2 separate regions of the Homo sapiens genome follow, and region 2 is linked to region 1. A link is a loop called in an ENCODE intact Hi-C map of the cell type or tissue named here. Cell type or tissue: ovary. All regions are shown on one strand. Each heading gives the region's core, and the rest is flanking DNA. Links, peaks and the distances in the headings are about the cores only.

What was found. Hi-C counts contacts between places; a loop is a spot of excess contacts. Peaks named below come from ENCODE experiments on the same cell type or tissue, not always from the same donor. Only the 100,000 strongest peaks of a DNase experiment are listed, where the experiment ranks them.
Region 2: it touches region 1 in a loop (4-fold over the local background); 7 of 110 quality-filtered maps call a loop at or near these places.

What each region holds. Positions count from the first base shown.
Region 1 is chr7:29,743,283-29,753,435 of GRCh38, forward strand. No RefSeq gene overlaps it. Among named protein-coding and RNA genes, the nearest start is that of WIPF3, 58 kb to the right of the region's middle. RefSeq lists a silencer at 4,691-4,985. In ovary, for the core only: a CTCF peak has its summit at 5,197 (motif pointing right); a DNase peak (open chromatin) is centred at 7,279; H3K27ac peaks cover 700 bases.
Region 2 is chr7:29,649,809-29,659,961 of GRCh38, forward strand. It overlaps MIR550A3HG (MIR550A3 host gene), which reads right to left. Exons shown (of 2, transcript NR_024278.1): 2 at 1-1,531. Among named protein-coding and RNA genes, the nearest start is that of MIR550A3, 26 kb to the right of the region's middle. RefSeq lists an enhancer at 1-191. In ovary, for the core only: no CTCF peak of the experiment used is centred there; no DNase peak of the experiment used is centred there.

The DNA.
Region 1 (10,153 bases), core at 1,433-9,432:
CAAGTAGCCGGGATTACAGGCTCACACCATCACACTGGGGTAATTTTTGAATTTTTAGTAGAGATGGGGTTTCACCATGGTGGTCTGGCTGGTCTCAAACTCCTGACCTCAAATGATCTGCCCGCCTCGGCCTCCCAAAGTGATGGGATTACAGGTGTGAGCCACCACACCCAGTCTGACCTCATCTTGATTACATCTGCAAAGACCTCTTCTCTAAATAAAGGCACATTCACAGGTACTGGGGTTAGAAGCTCAACATGTCTTTTGGGGCTGCCCACAGTGGCTCATGCCCGTAATCCCAGCATTTTGAGAGGCCAAGGCGGGCGGATCACCTGAGGTCAGGAGTTCGAGACCAGCCTGGCCAACATGGTGAACCCCATCTCTACTAAAAATACAAAAAATTATCTAGGCATGGTGGCAGGCGCCTATAATTCCAGCTACTGAGGAGGCTGAGGCAGAAGAATTGCTTGAACCTGGGAGGCAGAGGCTGCAGTGAGCTGAGATCATGTTACTGCACTCCAGCCTGGGCAACAGAGCGAGACTCTGTTAAAAAAAAAAGTCTTTTGGGAGAAGAGAATTGATGCATAACACAAGCAAAGTGACCAAACCCAGGAAAAGCCAGCTGTAAAACCAGCCAGGGTGGGAGCCCAAGGCCATCCAGTAGATGAGAGCTGTCTAATGGTCTAATGCCCACGTCTCCTCCGCCCTCTGGCCTTGGCCTTGGGAAGCAACGCTCAGCAAGGGAGAGGCGGTGGGGATGGGCAAGGAGCAAGACAGATGGTCACACCTGTCTCCCCAAAAGCAGACAGCCAAGGACTGCACTCTGTAGCAGGAAAAAGATGTTCTGTCTTTAAGCACTACATTGTTAATTAATATCTTGGACTAAGCATTCCAGAAAAACTTCTTATTTTGGAAACGTTTAAGCATACAAAACTAGAGGAAACAGAATACCGAGTTCCCTATGTACCCATTGCCCAGCTTCAACAATTATCAACTCAAGGCCAATCATTTTTTTTTAATCTACACCCTCACCCACTCCTCCCTCTCATAGGCTTCTTTTCATGTAAATCCCAGATATATAATCTGGAGATATTTCATTCAGTTATTTCAACATGTCTCTGAAAGAGAAAAACTGTTTTAAAAATAAAACAACAACAGACACCGAGGCCTATGCGAGGTCTCAGGTAGGGAGGAGGGAGAGGAGCAGAAAAAAATAACCACTGGGTACTAGGCTTAGTACCTGGGTGATAAAACAGTCTGTACAACAAACCCCCATAACACGAGTTTACCTGTATAACAAACCTGCACATGTACCCATGAGCCTAAAATAAAAGTTTAAAAAACAAAAATTTAAAAAACCCCACATTATTGTAGCCTCAAAATTAAAAACAATCCCTTAACATCAAATATCTACTGAATGTTCAAATATTCCTGTTTGATGTGTAAAACTTCTCATATGTTTTCTTTGTTCACCTGAAGATCCAAAAAGATCTCTTCACACATTGCAATTAGTAATTTCTTGTAAGTCACTTTTAACCTGTAGGTTCCTCTCTCCTCCTCATCTTTTTTTCTTACAACTTTTTATAAAGAAACTGAGTGTTTCTCCTATAGCGTGTCCCAGTGTGGCTATTGCTTATTGCACTCCATGCTGTTCTTCTATGCTTTCCCATGTATTTTCTATAAATTGGATGTTAAATCCGGAGCAGTGATTCTCAAAGGTAGCCCACTATAATTATCTGAGGAGCTCTTGAAAACCCTGAAGCCGGCCGGGCACGGTGGCTCACACCTGTAATCCCAGCACTTCAGGAGGCCGAGGCGGGCGGATCACCTGATGTCAGGAGTACGAGACCAGCCTGGCCAACATGGTGGAACCCCAACTCTACTAAAAACACAAAAATTAGCCAGGTGTGTTGCTGGGTGCCTGTAGTCCCAGCTACTCAGGAGGCTGAGGCAGGAGAATCACTTGAACCCGGGAGGCAGAGGTTGCAGTGAGCTGGGATCACGCCTCTGTACTCCAGCCTGGGCAACAGAGTGAGACTGGGTCTCAAAAAAATAAAATTAAATAAATAAATAAATAAATAAATAAATAATTAAATAAATATCCCTGAAGCCCAGGCAAATCCAAGAGCAATTATACCAGAGACTCTGGGGGGAACTGAGACACAGGAATTTTTTAAACTACCTCAGATGATCCCAGTATGCAACCAACATTGAAAACCACTGATCTACAGTTTTGATCATATTTAGGCTCAGTTTTTTCCCCTCTGGCATAGGACGGTTTCTTGTATACCTTACATTGGATATTCAAAATTTCCAAATGGACGGAAGAAAATGTGGAAGTGTCCATCACCTATGACTGACCAGAGAGCCTCTAGAATGGCCCTATTCTTCATCTAGTGGCAAGAGATGATTACCCCCCACTAGACAAGTTCTGAAGAGACGAAGGGAAGAAAAATAAAGCATGTTTAATCATGTCACAAATTGCCCTTGATCAATGAGCCAGTAACACATAAGTGGATAGAAAAATATCTAGAAGGGTCGGCACAAAATTAATATCATGACTACCTCTGGGAAGTGACTGCGTTTGGTGTGGCAGCAGTCGTGTTTGTGTGTGTGTCCATAAGGGGTTTTAGCCTTACCTCTGGCTTGTAAGCTTTAGATTGAGAATAAAATCATGTATTAAGTCAGTGAAAAGAAAGAACAAATGATGGCTTTTTAACAACAAAATTTCGTATTTTCTATTTAAAAAGTACTCATTACAGAAAATTTGAAAAATAGGAGAAGAAAAAAAAGTCATCACCTATAAATTCCTCACTCAAAGATAAGCATCGTTGTGGAATTGGAGTTTATTATGGTAAGTGAAATAAGCCAAGCACAGAAAGAAAAACTGCATGTTCTCATTTTTTTGTGGGAGCTAAAAATTAAAACAATTGAAGTCACAGAGGCAGAGAGTAGAATGGTGGTTACCACAGGCTGGGAAGGGTAGTTGGGTATTGGGGGGAAGTGGACATGGTTAATGGGTATAAAAAATAGTGCCAGGTGTGGTGGCTCACACCTGTAATCCCAGCACTTTGGGAGGCCGAGGCAGGAGGATCACTTGAAGCCAGGAGTTTGAGACCAGCCTGGCCAACGTGGTGAAACCCCTGTCTCTACTAAAAATACAAAAATTAGCTGGGCATGCTGGCATGTGCCTGTCATCCCAGCTACTCAGGATACTAAGGGAGGAGAATCGCTTGAGCCCGGGAGGCAGAGGTTGCAGTGAGCCGGGATCACACCTTTTGCACTCCAGCCTGGGTGACAGAGTGAGGCTGTCTCAAAAAAAAAAAAAAAAGTAATAATGAATAAGACCTAATATTTGATAGCACAACAGGGTGACTATAGTCAAAAATAATGTAATTTTACATTTTAAAATAAAACAGTATAATTGAATTGTTTGTAAGACAAAGGATAAACACTTTAGGTGATGGATGTCCTATTTACCTTCATCTGATTATTACACATTGCATACCTGTATGAAAATATCTCATGTAACCCATAAATATATACACCCCTTATGTATCCACAAAAAATAAAAAAGCTGAAAATAAAACAAAAAAGCCAAAGATAAACATTGTTAGTATTTGGTCTATTTATCTCCAGACTTCATGTTATGTATTTTTAAACTTAACTTATGGACAAAACTCCTTCCCTTGATTTTTTAAACTTCCTCTCTCTGGCCTGGTCGCAGCCACTAGATACCCATATATTAATATTTGTCCTCTAACCAGGGCCGGGCACGGTGGCTCACGCCTGTAATCCCAGCACTTTGGGAGGCCGAGGTGGGCAGATCACCTGAGGTCAGGAGCTGAAGACCAGCCTGGCCAACATGGTGAAACCCCATCTCTACTAAAAAATACAAAAAATCAGTTGGGTGTGGTGGCAGCCGCCTGTAATCCCAGCTACTCAGGAGGCTGAGGCAGGAGAATGGCTTGAACCCAGGAGGCAGAAGTTGCAGGGAGCCGAGATCGTGCCATTGCACTACAGCCTGAGCAACAAGAGCAAAACTCTGTTTCAAAAAAAAAAAAAGAAAAAGAAAACTTTAATAATATTCCATAATACTTGTTTTATTACTATTTTATAATAATCGACATTTATTGCTATGTTATAATAATCGACATTTATCCTTTATCAGTTATAATTCTCACAAAAGCTTGATGATGTGAGTTATTTTATCATTTGCATTTTACAGATGAGGAAACAGGTTTGGAGAAGATAAATACCTTGCCCAAAAATGTAGCATGTCCAATCCTCTTTCCTCAGCTAGAGGCTGGGATGAAGCTGGCCAAGGGAGTGTCTTCTCCCTAAAGTTGCAAGTATTTCAGAATCAGGAGCCCTGCAGAGTCCTGAGTTAAAGAGTGAGCCAAAAGTGATGTTTCAGAGAAGGGCAAGGGCTAAGAAGCTGATCCCAAAGTCCACACAACAGACCCAGAGAATCTGTCAACTACGGAGATGAAAGCAGGGATGATGCATGGAAGGGAGGGAAGTTTCCAGGCTAACACCTGGGGTAGCGGTGTCACTCCTGTCTGTGTTTAGTATGCCCAGAGGGGCCAGGTGTGGGTGGGCAGTCCAGAGCTGAAACCAACCCATTTCCATGCACTGCTTAGTACAGAATGCCAAGTAAAGGCTTCCGTTATTTCTTTGAAACGGTGCTGCCAAGTAATTGTCATAGAACATTTATGGGTCTGTCCTTCCGCCCCTCCCTTCCTGCTTTCCCCTGGAATAGCAAGCAGAGCTGGTTGTAAAGGTCAGTACATTTTCCTGGGTGCTCTGGAGTAAATAAAGCCATTTCCTCCAGCCTACAGTGATGAGCTATTCCTGGTTGGGTAATCTTGACCTCTGACCTATGGATTTGTGCACCTAGGAAAGGATTTACTTTATTTAGTTAAGAGTTTGGAAGAAATGCTTTCTGTGTACTGCATAAGTATCCAATGTCTGTTTCTTATTATGTTTGCTTTACAGTTAACCATGGAAAGAATAAAATCAAATGGAAAAATGTAGCAACACGGCTGTCTACAAAACAGAAAAGAAATCTTAAAGGTATTTTAAGAGGTAAAGATGTTAGTTATTAATTTTTTGTTATATACAGCAGCCAGAAGGCAAAGAACCTTTTAGGATGTTTTCCTTGGTATGGCCAGACAGAGGAGCTATTTTGAATAAGTAGCAGCAGAGGGCACTCTTCCTACGGGTTAGTTTCTATCCTCACTTCTCCAGGGAAAACACTTGTTAAAATGCCTGTGTATATATATATGTTAACAAGTTTATGGCCCTTTAAAAAATAGATGACAGATTAGATAGATGATAAATAGATAGATAGGCAGATAGATAGAAGATAGATGATAGAGATAGAAGATAGATGATAGAGATAGATGATAGATATGATAGATGAGAGATGATAGATGACATAGATAATTGATAATAGATAATTAGATGATTGATATATAGATAGATATATAGATGACAGATAGTTGATATAGATAATTAATAGATGATAATTAGATGGTTTATAGATGGATAGATGTATAGATGATAGTTGATATAGACATAATTGATAGATGATAGATAATTAGATGGTTGATAGATGGATAGATATATAGATGATAGGTGATATAGATAGATAGATAATTGATAGGTAATAGATGATTGATAGATGATAGATATATTGATGATAGTTGATATAGATAGGTAACCGATAGATGATAGATGATTGATAGATGGGTAGATACATAGATGATAGTTGAGATAGATAGATAGATAGATAACTGATAGATGATAGATTACTTTTATGGCTCCTCCCATGTCCATTAAAACTGAAATCGTGTGTGATTATATTTCCTTGAATCATTACCACTTTTTTCTTCCTAAGCATATTAACTTCCTATTTCACCATAGAAACGTTCAATATTTTGCTCAGAAACTCAGGGCTTTTGGGTACTGCCCTCCCATTGTCTAGTTTTTGTGCTTTCTTTTGGGGTCCTCTCTGGAGGTCACAACCATCTTTGGAGCATGCCCAGGAGAGAAGGAGGTGGATCTAGTTCCTCCTGGAATGGCTTTGGTGATGCCCTTTGCTGCGGACAGACTACATTCCGCTCCAACACCCCTTCCTCCTGTTTTTTTTTCTTTGCCTCCCCTCCTCTCCCACATCTCTATTCCTCCCAGCCTTTCTTCACTCCTCTGTATGCCCATCATTCTCCTCCACCTCCAAGGTCACAGGCATCACCATGTAAGCCTCCCATCCCAGAAAACCAGCCTCCAAGATAACCCCATGATCCCCACCTCCTTGTGTGTACGTCCTTGTGTAGGACCCTCCTGCATTCAGCGGGGCTGAGCTGTGTTAGCACTGGGATATATGGCAATGACAAGGCGGCATGTGACTTCCAAAGTTAAGGTCACTTTGCTCTCTCGGATCACTAAGCCAGTTGTCATGTTGTGAGGAGGCTCAAGTTGTCCTGTGGTGGGTCCCTGTGACAAGGAACTGAGCTCTCCTGCTGACAGCCAGCAGTGCCTTCCCAACCATTAGAGTGAGTCACCCTAGAAGCAAATTCTCCAGCTCCAGTGCATCCTTTAGATAACTGCCACTCTGGTCACCATCTTGTCTACGATCTCATGAGAAACCTCAGCCAGAACCACCCAGCTAAGTTGCCTCTGAATTCCTGAGCCACAGAAACTAGGAGATAATAAATGTTTACTGTTTAAGACTCTAAATTTGGAGTAATTTGCTATTCGGCCATAGAAACTAACACTCATTTCATCGTACCTGACACTGCTATCTCCGTGGTTTCATGTCCTTGTGGTTAAAGCTCTCCAAGGGCTCATCGTTAATTTCAGGATAAAATCCAAATCCCTTAACATAGCATAGGTCTTTTACAAACTGCCTCCTGTGTGCCTATGAGCCCCATCCCGCCCACTCTGCCTTTCCTCCCTGCATCACTCCAGCTACTCTGAAACACACTGCACCTTCCTAAATGTGGAAAGGTAAAATTGCCAGACTTTTCATAGGATGCCCAGTGAAATTTGAATTTCAGATAAACAGTGAATAATGTGTGTGGTTATACAATATTTGGGACATACTTTTACTAAAAATATTGCATGACACATACTTATTCTTAAAAGTTGTTCATTATCTGAAATTCACATTTAATAGGGCATCCTGTACTTTCCGTTGCTAAATCTGGCAACCCTACAGATGTGAGCTGTTCACTTTCAGCTCCTGCTCAGCCCCCAGCTGGATCACTACAGCTCCCCCTGACTAGCTCCCTGGCCTGCAAGACTCAGCCCAGACATCAGTGCCCCTAGAAAGCCTAGGCTAACTTCTCTGCACCATACACACCTAGGATGGGTCAGATGTGCCTGCTGCAGGCTCCCGCCCACCTGTCACACCTCTCTCACACCACACACTTTGCAAGTATTTGTTTACCTCTCTCCAGTACTAGACTGAGCTTCTTGAGGTCAGGCACTGTCTTACTCACCACGACGTGGCTTCAGTGCCAAAAACATAGTATAATCACAGTTTACAATTACTGAAGATTTACTCTAAGCTAGTTGCTGTTCTAAGATGTTCTGCATATATCAACTCATTGAATTTTCATATCAAGACAAAGGAGGTACTATTAATATCCCACTTTTACTGGGGAGGAATCTGAGACAGAAATAGGTTTTGCGACTTCTCCAGTGTCATTTGAAAATGGCAGGGAAGTTGGGGTTCAAAGCCAGGAGTCTGACTCCACAGCCCACCCTCTAACAAGCTAGACATATTGCCTCTTTACAGTGTATGATAAGTGCTTGCCAAATGCATGTAAGAACTGACTATCCAGCTAAGTTTCTCCAAACTAGATAACTGTCTTTAAGCAGGGACCTTGCTGCCTGTGCCCCTCCTATCTCTCTCTCCAGTCACCACTACCAACCACAATGCATGGTGCCTTCTTCACAAGCAAACACTGAAGAATTATACTGGTCTGTTCTCCCCTCTTCAAATCCTGACTACAGATTCAGGGTAGCGCCATATACCACACCTCCCTAAAAAAGAATGGTTATAGGCAGGGCACGGTGGCTCACACCTGTAATCCCAGCACTTTAGGAGGCCAAGGCGGGCGGATCACCTGAGGTCAGGAGTTCCAGATCAGCCTGGGCAACATAGGGAAACCCCGTCTCTACTAAAAAATACAAAAAATTATCCAGGCATGGTGGCACGTGCCTGTAATCCCAGCTACTCAGGAGGCTGAGGCAGGAGAATCCCTTGAATCTGGGAGGCAGAGGTTGCAGTGAGCCAAGATCACGCCACTGCACTCCAGCTTGGGTGTCAGAGTGAGACCCCATCTCAAAAACAAAAAAAAAAAAGTGGTTACAGCATGTGCCTTAGAAATATAAGCCAAGGGAGCACTGTGGTTAATACTGTGAGTTCTAGAGTAAAATTCCCTGGGCTTAGATCCCAACTCTACTGCTTATTAGCTGTATGGTTTTGGATGAGGCCCTGAAACTTAGATTCTTCATCTGAGAAACGGAGACGCAGCATCTGGAACATAGCACGTACTCAGTAAATGTCAGCTGTCAGCATTGTCATTGCCAATCCACTCAGCCCCACAGGCAGGTATGTGTGGGCCTGGCACCCCCATGAATTTCTGTGACTTCCTCAGCTCCCTTCCCCTGTGCAAAATTTTCGACAGGGGTTAGAGAGGGTGACCTGCCTCAGTATCCTTTGGAGTTTCAAGGCTGAACCTTAGAGACTGAAATTAAGAAAGTGAAACCAAGGGAGGAAGGCTGCCCCACAGCCCAGGGAGCAGATAGAAAGAAGCATAAGTAGCCCCACTGGCCCTCGCTTTCTCAACTCTACAGAGCTGGGTGGCTGGAACTGTGCCAGACTCCCAGGTCAGAAGGTGCTCTGCTTTTGGGGCTGCTACCCCAGGAAAAGCCTTCGTACCTATCAGGAAACAATGCACACTGACACTCAGGGTCTGCAGCCATCTCAGTGGTACCTGGTTAAAGGAACACCCTTTACTTCATAAGTGGCCAGAAATACATGAGAACCTCTGTGTCTTGTCAGGGAGTGGGTGCCTAGCCTAACTTAATCCTAGGGGTACCTGTGATGACACTGAAGGCTAGCATTTTTTAACATGCTGGGTACTGCACTACGTGCTTTGCACATGTCATCTCACTTAATCCCTACAACAATACTGTACGTTTTTGGGTTTTTTGTTTGTTTTTTGGGACAGTGTCTCTGTAAGGTTTTTGGTTTTGTTTTTTTTTGTTTTGTTTTGTTTTGTTTTTTTGAGGCAGGGCCTTGCTCTGTCACTCAGGCTAAAATGGAGTAGCTCACTGCAGCCTGTACCTTCCAGGCTCAAGTGATCCTCCCACATTAGCCTCCCAAGTAGCTGGAACTACAGGCATGTGCCACCACACATGGCTAACTTTTTTATAGAGATGGGGTCTCACTATGTTTTCCAGGCTGCTCTCAAACTCATGGCCTCAAGCTGTCCTCCCACCTTGGCCTCCCAAAGTATTGGGATTATAGGCATGAGCCGCCATGCCCAGCCAATACTGTTAGTTTTGATAACATCATTATCCTTATTGTACAGAAAAGGAATCTAAGTAATTGACTCAAGTCATACATCTGGCAAGAGAGGAATTAGATTTTTAATTCTATCCTATGATATGGAAGTAACTCTTCAGCTGCCCCGACCCTATGGCTCCAGGCTTCTGCTATGGGCCTAGTTCAGAGCTTCCAGGAAATGTAGATGATGCAGTACACTTACAGCACTGGTTCTCAACTCCATCTGCATGTGAGATCATCACCTGGGGAGATGATCCACCGGGTCCTCCCCAGACCACATGGATTCAATTTTCTGGAGGATGGGACCAAAGCTTTGGATGTTTTGTAAGATTTCTTTGGATGACTCTACTGGGTGGCCAGAGTTGAGACCCACTCCCCTTAAAGCCATTCTCAATGAATATATGAAACTTTAAAAAGAAATTCCGAAGACCCTCATATCAAAGGTCTCTTTGGAATAATATCTGCTCCTTCCTCTCCAAGGGGCAATCTCTGAACAGGCAGTGGAGGTAAGGATACTTCATGGGGGATTTCCAAACCTTTTACTTGCTTATAATGCATACATTGTAGGAT
Region 2 (10,153 bases), core at 624-8,623, 94 kb before region 1:
ATTTCAAGCTGGGCTGCACCAGAAATTGATTGGAATAGGGACTATGAGAAAATAGTCGGGCAAAGGAGGAGTAAGCTCAAAAGTGGAGTCTCAAAGCCATTTCAACCTTCCCGCCCCAGCCAGTCGAAGCAGTGGCGCGGGGCCTCCCAAGCCCAGGAGCCGGAGATGGAGGAGGTGGTGGAAGAGTTGGGGCTGCCTTTGCAGCTTTCCACCCTAGGCGGAGGGAACCTGCCAGGGGGCGTGCGGAGGTCCGCAATCTGAGACCGCGAAATGGCTTACAGCTGGACGTGATTGCCAAGACCCTTCTGGGCTGCTTCCAGAAGCGCGGAGGCTGGGGTGCTGTGCGCACTGGGGAGCACATGAGGGGACATGCAGGGACTACCGGCGCGAATGGCTTCAACCCTACGCCCCCCACCCCACATTTCACAGTTGCCATGAAGACCGGGAGGTCTGCAAAAGCAGCGGGTACAAGTCATTGAGGCCAAGAGGCGAGTCAGGCCTTTCTAGACCTCGCCCAACTCAGCTGGGCTGCGCTGGAAATTGACCGGAACAGGAACTATGAGAAAATAGTCGGGCAAATGAGAAGTAAGCTCAAAAGCGTAGGCTCAAGAGCCATTTCAAGCCGGGCTGCGCCGGAAATTGACCAGAACAGGGACTATGAGAAAAGAGTCAGGCAAAGGAGGAGTAAGCTCAAAAGGGGAGGCTCAAGAGCTGTTTCAAGCTGGGCTGTGCCGGAAACTGACCGGAACAGGGATTATGAGAAAATAGTCGGGCAAACCAGGAGTAAGCTCAAAATCGGAGGCTCAAGAGCAGTTTCAAGCTGGGCTGTGCCAGAAATTGACTGGAATAGGGACTATGAGAAAATAGTCGGGCAAACGAGCAGTAAGCGCAAAAGCAGAGTCTCAAGAGCCGTTTCAATCTTCCCACCCCAGCCAGTTGAAGCGGTGGCGCGGGGCCTCCCAAGCCTGGGAGCCAGAGATGGAGGAAGAAGTGGAAGAGTTGGGGCTGCCTCTGAAGCTTTCGACCCTAGGCGGAGGGAACCTGCCAGGGGGTGCACGGAGGTCCGCAGTCTGAGATGGCTGAATAGCTGGATGTGATCGCCAAGACCCTTCTTCTTGGCTGCTTCCAGTTGATCCATAATTTCCTGGTGCAGCTCCGGGAAAAGGTGCACGAACTGCAGGCGTGTGCGTTCTCCAGCAGGACCACTCTCGGCATTGGTGAGGAAAGGTCAGGAGAGCCCTAGGAGGGAGCCGCATGGCGCTTTTCTTGAGTCTTGAAGGCGATCAGTTTAACAAGCAAGGGTTTGTGGGTGTCTAGTAGCAAATAATAGCAAGGTCCGAGCTCTGGAAAAGCGTGGCAAGAATCGCCAAGCCCCATTAGTTCTTGTTTTAAAACATTTTCAGGGTTTTCTGACAATAGTCACCCCTATGTCACAATAAGGATATGTTATCTGAATCAGGGCAGCCAATTATCGTACTTAGTAAAAATGATTAGCTGGCTCTTGGGGAACAGACATTATGTTTCTCAGCACCTGAAAGCAGAATAAAATGGAGTAAAAAAAAATTAGTTGAGAACATTTATAATGGAAATAGGGCCAAAGTAGATATATATTGCCCGATTGACTTCCATCTTGCTGTGGAGCTTCAGTGCCTACAATTAGGAGATTTCCTTATTTATGCACTTGAAGGGTTTTTCTTCCCCCCATTCCCTTTCCCTCATTCGCTTCATTTTCTGTACCATAAGAGGGAGCTTAAATGTTGTTGCTGTTGGTATAGAATCAGTTTTGAGCCTGGCCCTAAGTCAGACTGGCTGCTGATATAAACTGTCATAGATAAATGTCTCTTAATGTCAATTATTGTAATTTTCTCACTGTAAGTTGACTGTTGATGTCAAAGTAGAATGTGTCCCCACACTTGAAGTGTTAACAGTACTTGAGGAATGATGGAGGTTCAGACTTGGATTTTATCAGATATCTAATTATGCCAGTGAACACATCCCCCATCCAGAATCAGCGTGGTCCTGGAAACCAAGCTGTACTGCCATCCCCAACACAAGCTCCAGTGCACCAACATCTCGTGCATTGAAGGAACCCTAGAGTTTGGTGAATAATGCGTGACTATTGTGACTGTTATGGGAGTTCAGAAGTGTGAACAAATGCTTTAGGATGGGAAATGGGAAATGAGATCAGGGAAGACTTTTAGGAAAAGGTGAGATTCGAATTGTGACAAAAGGCTTATATTTGGATATGTGGAGCTGAGATCAATAAGTGTCAGAGGCTGATAGAACAGCATGATCAAAGTCATAGGAGGCAGAAAACATGAAAGCCAAGTAGGCTGAAATGAAGGGCATGAGAAAGAAGTAGCAGGAAATAAGTTGAGAAGGTTGATTGAGACCAGCCTTGGAGAGTCTAATTCAAGGTTAGGTGTAAGGCATTTGAACTCCATCTGTAGGAAGGCGTTAATTCTTTTCTTTAAAAAAAATTTTTTTAATGAGATGAAATCACATAACATAAAATTAATCATTTTAAAGTGAACAGTTTAGTGGCATATAGTACATTCCCAATACTGACACCAAACAATTTTTAAATAGAGTGACATGATCAGAAGTGAGCTTCAGAGATTAACTTGGCAGCAGTGTGTAAGAGAGACTGAGAAAGGAAGCAGAAAGAATAATTGGAAAACTAGCACTAGAATCCAGGCAATAATAGTCTTCACGAGGGTAGCCACAGAAGACATGGAGAGGAGAGGATAGGTGAGAGCTGATGGAGACATTTGACAGGACTGGATGGGTGGCCTGGTAGAAGAGGAGCCTGGGAAGGGAGAAAGTTCAGGAATGAAGGTTCAGGAATGAAGGATATGGGAGTTATCTCTGTAGACGTGAGCACCGAAACTTTAAGAATGAGTGAAACTGCCAAGAGAGAAAAGTCAGCAAAGGACAGATACTTGGGGAAAACTTTTGGTTTTAAGAGATGAGAGGAAAAGGAAAAACCAGATAAAATCAGAGTAGTCACAGAAATAGAACTGGGAAAGTTGGTGTGATGAAAGATGAGAGGGGAAGAGAGCCAAGAATCTAACCAAATGCTACAGAAAGACACAAAAGAATTGTGATAACTAAAAGGTTGTTGGTCATTTAAAAAAAAAAACTTACGGGAACTTAGTAGAAAGAAGTTGGCCAAAGATCTTGTCATTGAACCAGGGGAGAGAGAGACATGGGGAGTATATTGGTTTGAAGGGTTGTCAGATCGCAGAGAGTGTTTTAAGGTCTAGGAGTTTTAAAGGTTGAGGGGAAGGATCAAGGGAAGAGGATGATATTAAGATTCCAAGAGAGGAAATAATTAGTGGAGCAAGTCTTGGAATATTTGGGAGGGGTAGAATTAAAGGCACAAATTTGAGAAGCTAACTGTGGAAAAGAGGAGAGGGAATTCCTTTTCTGAGATGGCAGGGAGTAGAAAAGTGAGGATTACTATATGGAGAAATGTTAAAGTGGAGATAAAAGAAGTCGGGAGTGCTGGCGTCTAATGGTCTTTGTTGCAGTGAAGTATGAGGCTGTGGTCACCTTCAGAGGTGAGACTGATAGGATGCCGGGGTCCAGGGGACACGCTTCTTCACAGCTTGGAAAGGGCATGTGATAAGCCCTTCAAGCATTTAGAATACTGGCATCGTTACACCATATCATTTTTTTTCAGATGTGGTATGTGGGTTAAGGGAGGGAGTGAGAGACACAGAAAGATTCTGAGCATCTTTGGAAAGCTGGATGAATTTGGAAGTATATTTGACCTTTTCCTTATATATCATCTGAAGAGTTTTTGCCAGTGTATATGGTTGTTAGGAGAATTAGAAATAGGATACAAATATAGTTGAATAGTTGTATATTTTAAAATTAATGAAGCCTAATAAACAGTTAATGAGCATCTTTAGAACCTTTTAAATTCTTCAACCTTTTAAAAATTATAGCAACCATGCTTGCGGACAGTCCAAAAACACACCATGGGCCATACTTTGCCTATCCTGGTATAAAACAAGTAAATCTTCTGAGCAGTATTTAAGATAAGCCCAGGACAGTTAGTAACATAGGAAAAGATCTGGATAAGCCTGGTTGAGAATTTCAACATTGCAATTTTTTAATTTTTAAAAATTTAATTTCTTCAATAATTATTGAATTAATTTGCATTTATTTTGTTAGCCAAGTGGAGTGATTTTTGAATTTTTAAGAGGCTATTATTGGTGGTTTATAAGATGACTTGCCAAGTATATTTGGGATAACCATAAGAAATACCATTATAAGATCTCAGAAGGGAGGTGGGACTTCTGGAATAGCCAAGGAAATGCACTCCTCCATGACGACAATGAAAATACTTGGAAAATTATCAAAATCATTTTCTTCAAAACTTTGGAAATTAACCAAAGGTTTACAACAATCTAAAGGGCATTAATTCAAGAAAAGCTGCTGAAACTCTATAAGAACAGCAAAGTTTGTGGTGCTTTAACTTGTTCTATTCCCCACTCTTCTCTCCCCAGCTCCATGGTATCCTTGAAAACAAGCAATTCCCCAACCATACAGGGGCACAGGCTGTGTTTGCAGCTCCTGTAAAAGCTCCATACCCAGAGCAGTGTCTCCCAGCTCCCTGGTGAAGTCTTACGTATACATGGGGTGCTGGCACAGGTGACTCCAGATTAGTTTCCTAGGCCATCTAGTAGCTCCTAGGTCTGGGCGCTTGCAAAGAGCTTGCAATTCATCAAGGGTTGAGTTGCACAATGGGGCTTTTAGATGTGCCGCTGAGGAAGTGATTGCCTGCATTTGTCTCCCGATGAATGCTAGAGAAACTGATCTAGAGTGGCTCCTCTTGGTTAGAATTAGCTGAAGCATACTGTATATATTTACTTCTTTTAAAAATTTCATATAAAGGAATAGAAAATAATACTAAAAAAAAAAAAAGGTCACAATCTTCTATAATTCCATCACTCTTATCAATTACCTGAAGTAAAAAAACTCTCTCAAGTCTCTCCCTTTGCTTGTCAAGCCCCGCTGCAGACAGGTAAGCTCTGTTCAAAATTTGCTTTGTGTCCTGGATTTTTTCCTATGCTCATAGAGACAGGATTAGCTGGCTGTCTTGCTTTGTGTGCTATCTTTTCTAGACATGTAAAATAATACATTTGAAATACTTGTTTTAATGGTATTTTATAATAAAGCAGCTTTTAATAACTTTTCTTTTTTTCTTTATTCCAGCCGTCTTTGTGGCAATTTTACATTGGTAAGATTTAGTTTCAGTTTGAAATATTTAAAAACATTTGAATTAAAAATTGCCATCACTCTTTGCATACAGTAAAACAGCTTCTGGCTATATTTGTAGAACATCTTTATGTGCACCAATTTATACGTATACTTTGCTTTTTTACAAACCTCATATGTGAAGCAGCATTTACAAAACAGATGCATTAGGGGAATAGTAACTTGTGAATTAAAATCGTTTTGCTACCAAATAATTCACTACACGTTTCTTTAAATATCTAGCTTTTCTAGTGTATTTTGCATGTGTAGTTCATTTAAAACCCTCCTTTATTTTATGGTAATTATATGTTGTTAGTGAAATAACTTTTTTTTTCTTTTTTTTTGAGACAGAGTCTTGCTCTGTCTCTCAAGCTGGAGTGCAGTGGCACAACCTTGACTCACTGCCTCCCAGGCTGAAGTGATTCTCATGCCTCAGCATTCTGAATAGCTGGAATTACAGGTGTGCACCATCACACCCAGCCAATTTGTTGTATTTTTAGTGGAGACGAGGTTTCACCATGTTGGCCAGGCTGGTGTCAAACTCCTGGCCTCAAATGATCCACGTGCCTCAGCCTCCCAAAGTGTTGGGATTACAGGTATGAGCCACCACACCCAGCCAGTGAAATAACTTTGGTGATGGCTAGGCGCGGTGACTCACGCCTGTAATCCCAGCACTTTGGGAGGTCAAGGCGGGCGGATCACAAGGTTAGGAGATCGAGACCATCCTGGCTAACACGGTGAAACCCTGTCCCTACTAAAAATACAAAAAATTAGCTGGGTGTGGTGGCGGGCATCTGTAGTCCCAGCTACTCAGGGGCTGAAGCAGGAGAATGGCGTGAACCTGGGAGGCGGAGCCTGCAGTGAGCCCAGATCGCGCCACTGCACTCCAGCCTGGGTAACAGAGCAAGACTCCGTCCCAAAAAAAAAAAAAAAAAAAAATACTTTGGTCATAAAATTTTAGTAACACCTGCCAATTGGAAATCAGGTAAAAAAGAAGACAAAGATTCTGCAGTGGTTATACAGAATTAAATGGCTTTGAGCCTTTCAGTGTGCAAGCCTGTGTACATTATTTTACAAAAGTGTTTATAAAAATTTGTAAAATAATATTTCCCTCTGGAATATTTTATTTTTACCTGTGCTCAGCGATTTCTACCCTTGGGAGGTATGAGATGTGCCCCTATGTTCTGTTGACACAGTGCTGCTCTAGACATTTAGTCTGCAGGGAGATTTCGATATTAGAACTGAGGCTGCAATGGTAGGGAATATTCCTGCAGTTTTTGGTACCCTGGCATATGGCCTACATGTAAAGAACGGTTAGTGGAAAACAGGGTTAATGTATGGAACTTTGCTTTATTTTCAACTTCACTGGAAAGTACTGACTACATAAGTTAGCTATAGCATAATTGTTGACCACAGCTAATTTTGTTTATCACATATGCTCCTTTCTTCACTGCCGACAGCTGCTGAGTTTCACTACTAAAAGGTCTTCAAGTACACACCTGTATTCTTTGGCACTTGAAAGTTGATCCCTTATGTGATATTATACTTATTGTAAGTCTGCTTTGATCTAAAGTAATTTTATTTAAAATTATATTCGGAACCCTTTTCAACAGTTATGGAGGTATTTCCCAAGGCCGGTACACTAGAATCACTTGAAACTTAAAAAACAAACAATAACCTGCCTCTGTTCTGATTTTGAGGCCTGGGACGGAAGGGAGCGTGAAAAAAGCCACAAGAATTTTAGATATATAATTAGGGGTTTTTTTTTCTTTTTTTTTTTTTTTTGAGACAGAGTCTCACTCTGTCGCCCAGGCTGGAGTGCAGTGGCATGATCTCTGCTCACTTCAACCTCTGCCCCCTGGGTTCAAGCAATTCTCCTGCCTCAACCTCCCTAGCAGCCAGGATTACAGACATGCACTACCATGGCTGGCTAATTTTTGTATTTTTAGTAGAGACGGGGGTTTCACCATGTTGGCCAGGCTGGTCTCGAACTCCTCACCTCAAGTGATCTGCCCGCCTCGGGCTCCCAAAGTGCTGGGATTACAGGCATGAGCCAACGCACCCGGCAACAATTAAGTTTAAAAACCACTGAGTTAAGGAATTTCAGGTGTGTGCCATACTGCATTATAAATGCCTAAAAACATACAAGTTGGTAAGCAAATTATAAAAACAATATTATAACAATTTATTATTTTCTTTTTCATGGCTTTCTTACTTTGCTTATCGCTTATTTTAGTGTTGGTTTTGAAACTTGTTCTCACTGTAATATGATACTTCATTTTTTTTCTAGGTTACATTTAGTAACACTTTTTGAAAATGATCGTCATTTCTCTCACCTCTCATCTTTGGAACGGGAGATGACTTAGATGACTTCTCCCACTGAAATGGTTAGATTTCTTCTTCTAACGAATTAATCTGTGGTTTAAGAATAGTGAGACTATGAGGTAGAAATGTATTAGGAATTGAAACCAGCTTTTGGTGAACTGCACTGTTTCGTAAGCTATAACCCAGGTTTATTATTTAAATAGTAAAGTGTTTGAGATTATTTTTCTGTTACTTATTTCATTGTCTCTCACCCTTTCCTAATGCAGACTTCTTTTTAAGATAATAAAGATGAATTATAATAGCTGAGGAAGGAGGACAAAGAAAGCACTGAAGAAGTGATAAAGGGGAATGAAATAAGATGTTATCAGAAATTGCTTTTTCTTTGGCTACAGTTGGGAGATCCCATGTTTTACTGGGTCTTTTACTGATGATGATTATTATTTGGCTCTCTTTTGATTTCAAGATAATCTCTTTTAAGAGATAACTTTTGATATAATTTTTAAATAATTTTCTGTTTTTCGATACTTAATCTTTAAAATGGAGTTCTCTGCCGTACACATCTCACATAATTATTGTGGGGAGTAAGTGGGATAGCAAATGCCAAAATTGCAGTTTTACATTTAGAAGACACCACAACCGTCCATCTTCCAGATCTGCTCGCAGCTGGTCGGGGGCCTAGTGAAGCACTGAAACTGACTCTCCTCACTCTAACCATTGCTTTTTGTTTAAATTATGGTAAAATTTAGATTTAAATTTCTAATAAAAAATTTCAATACGTTTATCATTTAAGCATACAATTTAGTGACATTAAGTACATTCGTGTTGTCTTGCAACTATTACCACTGTCCACATCCAGAACTTTTTTTGCTATCCCAAACGGAAACTCCACCCACTAAACACTAATCACACCCAGCTCTATTTTCTGTCTCTATGATTTTGCCTATGCCAGGCCCCTCAGTCACTGCTTTTTAATTTTCATCCCTATATTGCCCCTATAAAGTTTCAAAGCATTGGATACATTAACATATGTATGACATCTGAACATTTTAAAGGTATTTCCAAAGACAGAATATAAAATAGTATTAAATAAAGAGTGTAACTGTGGCAGAGTCTGGACTTTGGTGACAGACTGCTGGATTCTAATAGCAGTTCTGTGCTTTATTGTATCATGGCTAGTCAGGTCACCTCTCAGATTCTCAGTAATCTCATCTGCTCAATAGAAATAATGCCAACCTTAGAGAGGTTTAGGGAAAATGAAGGGAGATAATGAATGGCAACACATAGCAGGATACTTAACACAAAACAATAGCTGTTATTAGTAACTTATTTATATATTTAATATTTCCTTACATATAGACTTTTGCATATTAGATATCCTTTAATTATTGTATTGCTTTGTTATCCTCCTAAGCAGAAAGGAAAATTCTTTATGAACTCATATTTTGCCAATCAACTATGAGGTAATGGCCTTTCCGACACCAGCTAAAACAAACCTTTAATTTAGTAGTTACTCGTGTTGGATGAGGCAGATATGATTATAGCATATAGCATTTTTTAGGGAGAGTGCATTTTAAACAATGTGGCCCTTTTTTGCTTTTAGATTTTAGGAGTGAAAACAAGAAATTGATGGGAAAATAAGACACAACATGCTGTTGTTAATCCACGAATTTTTTTTTTAATTATACTTTTAAGTTCTAGGGTGCATATGCACAACACGCAGGTTTGTTACATATGTATACATGTGCCATGTTGGTGTGCTGCATCCATTAACTCATCATTTACATTAGGTATATCTCCTAATGCTATCCCTCCCCCCTCCCCCCACCCCATGACAGGCCCCGGTGTGTGATGTTCCCCTTCCTGTGTCCAAGTGTTCTCATTGTTCAATTCCCACATATGAGTGAGAACATGCGGTGTTTGGTTTTCTGTCCTTGCGATAGTTTACTGAGAATGATGGTTTCCAGCTTCCTCCATGTCCTTACAAAGGACATGAACTCATCCTTTTTTATGGCTGCATAGTATTCCATGGTGTATATGTGCCACATTTTCTCAATCCAGTCTATCATTGATGGACATATGGGTTGGTTCCAAGTCTTTGCTACTGTGACTAGTGACGCAATAAACATACGTGTACATGTGTCTTTATAGCAGCATGATTTATAATCCTTTGGGTATATACCCAGTAATGGGATGGCTGGGTCAAATGGTATTTCTAGTTCTAGATCCTTGAGATTAATCCATGAATTTTAACTCAACAGCATTTCTACTATCCTAATGAAGACTTTATTTTATATGCTGAAGTGTAAGACACTAAAATAATCTGCTTTTTAGTACATAGCATTTGTAAGCAACAATAGTCAATCGACATTGAGCTTTCACTTTGTACAGAGGATTAGATGGAGCTATGAAGTAAGCTAGAAGCATTGGATTCCTTGCCCATGATGCTTATGGTCATTATATTTTATTTCCTAAGAGCATGGGAAAAAAAGTAATTTTCTATATGCAAAGTTGTACAGAGGCATGAAGGCATCCCTGTTTATGACAGAATTAATCAGAGGTC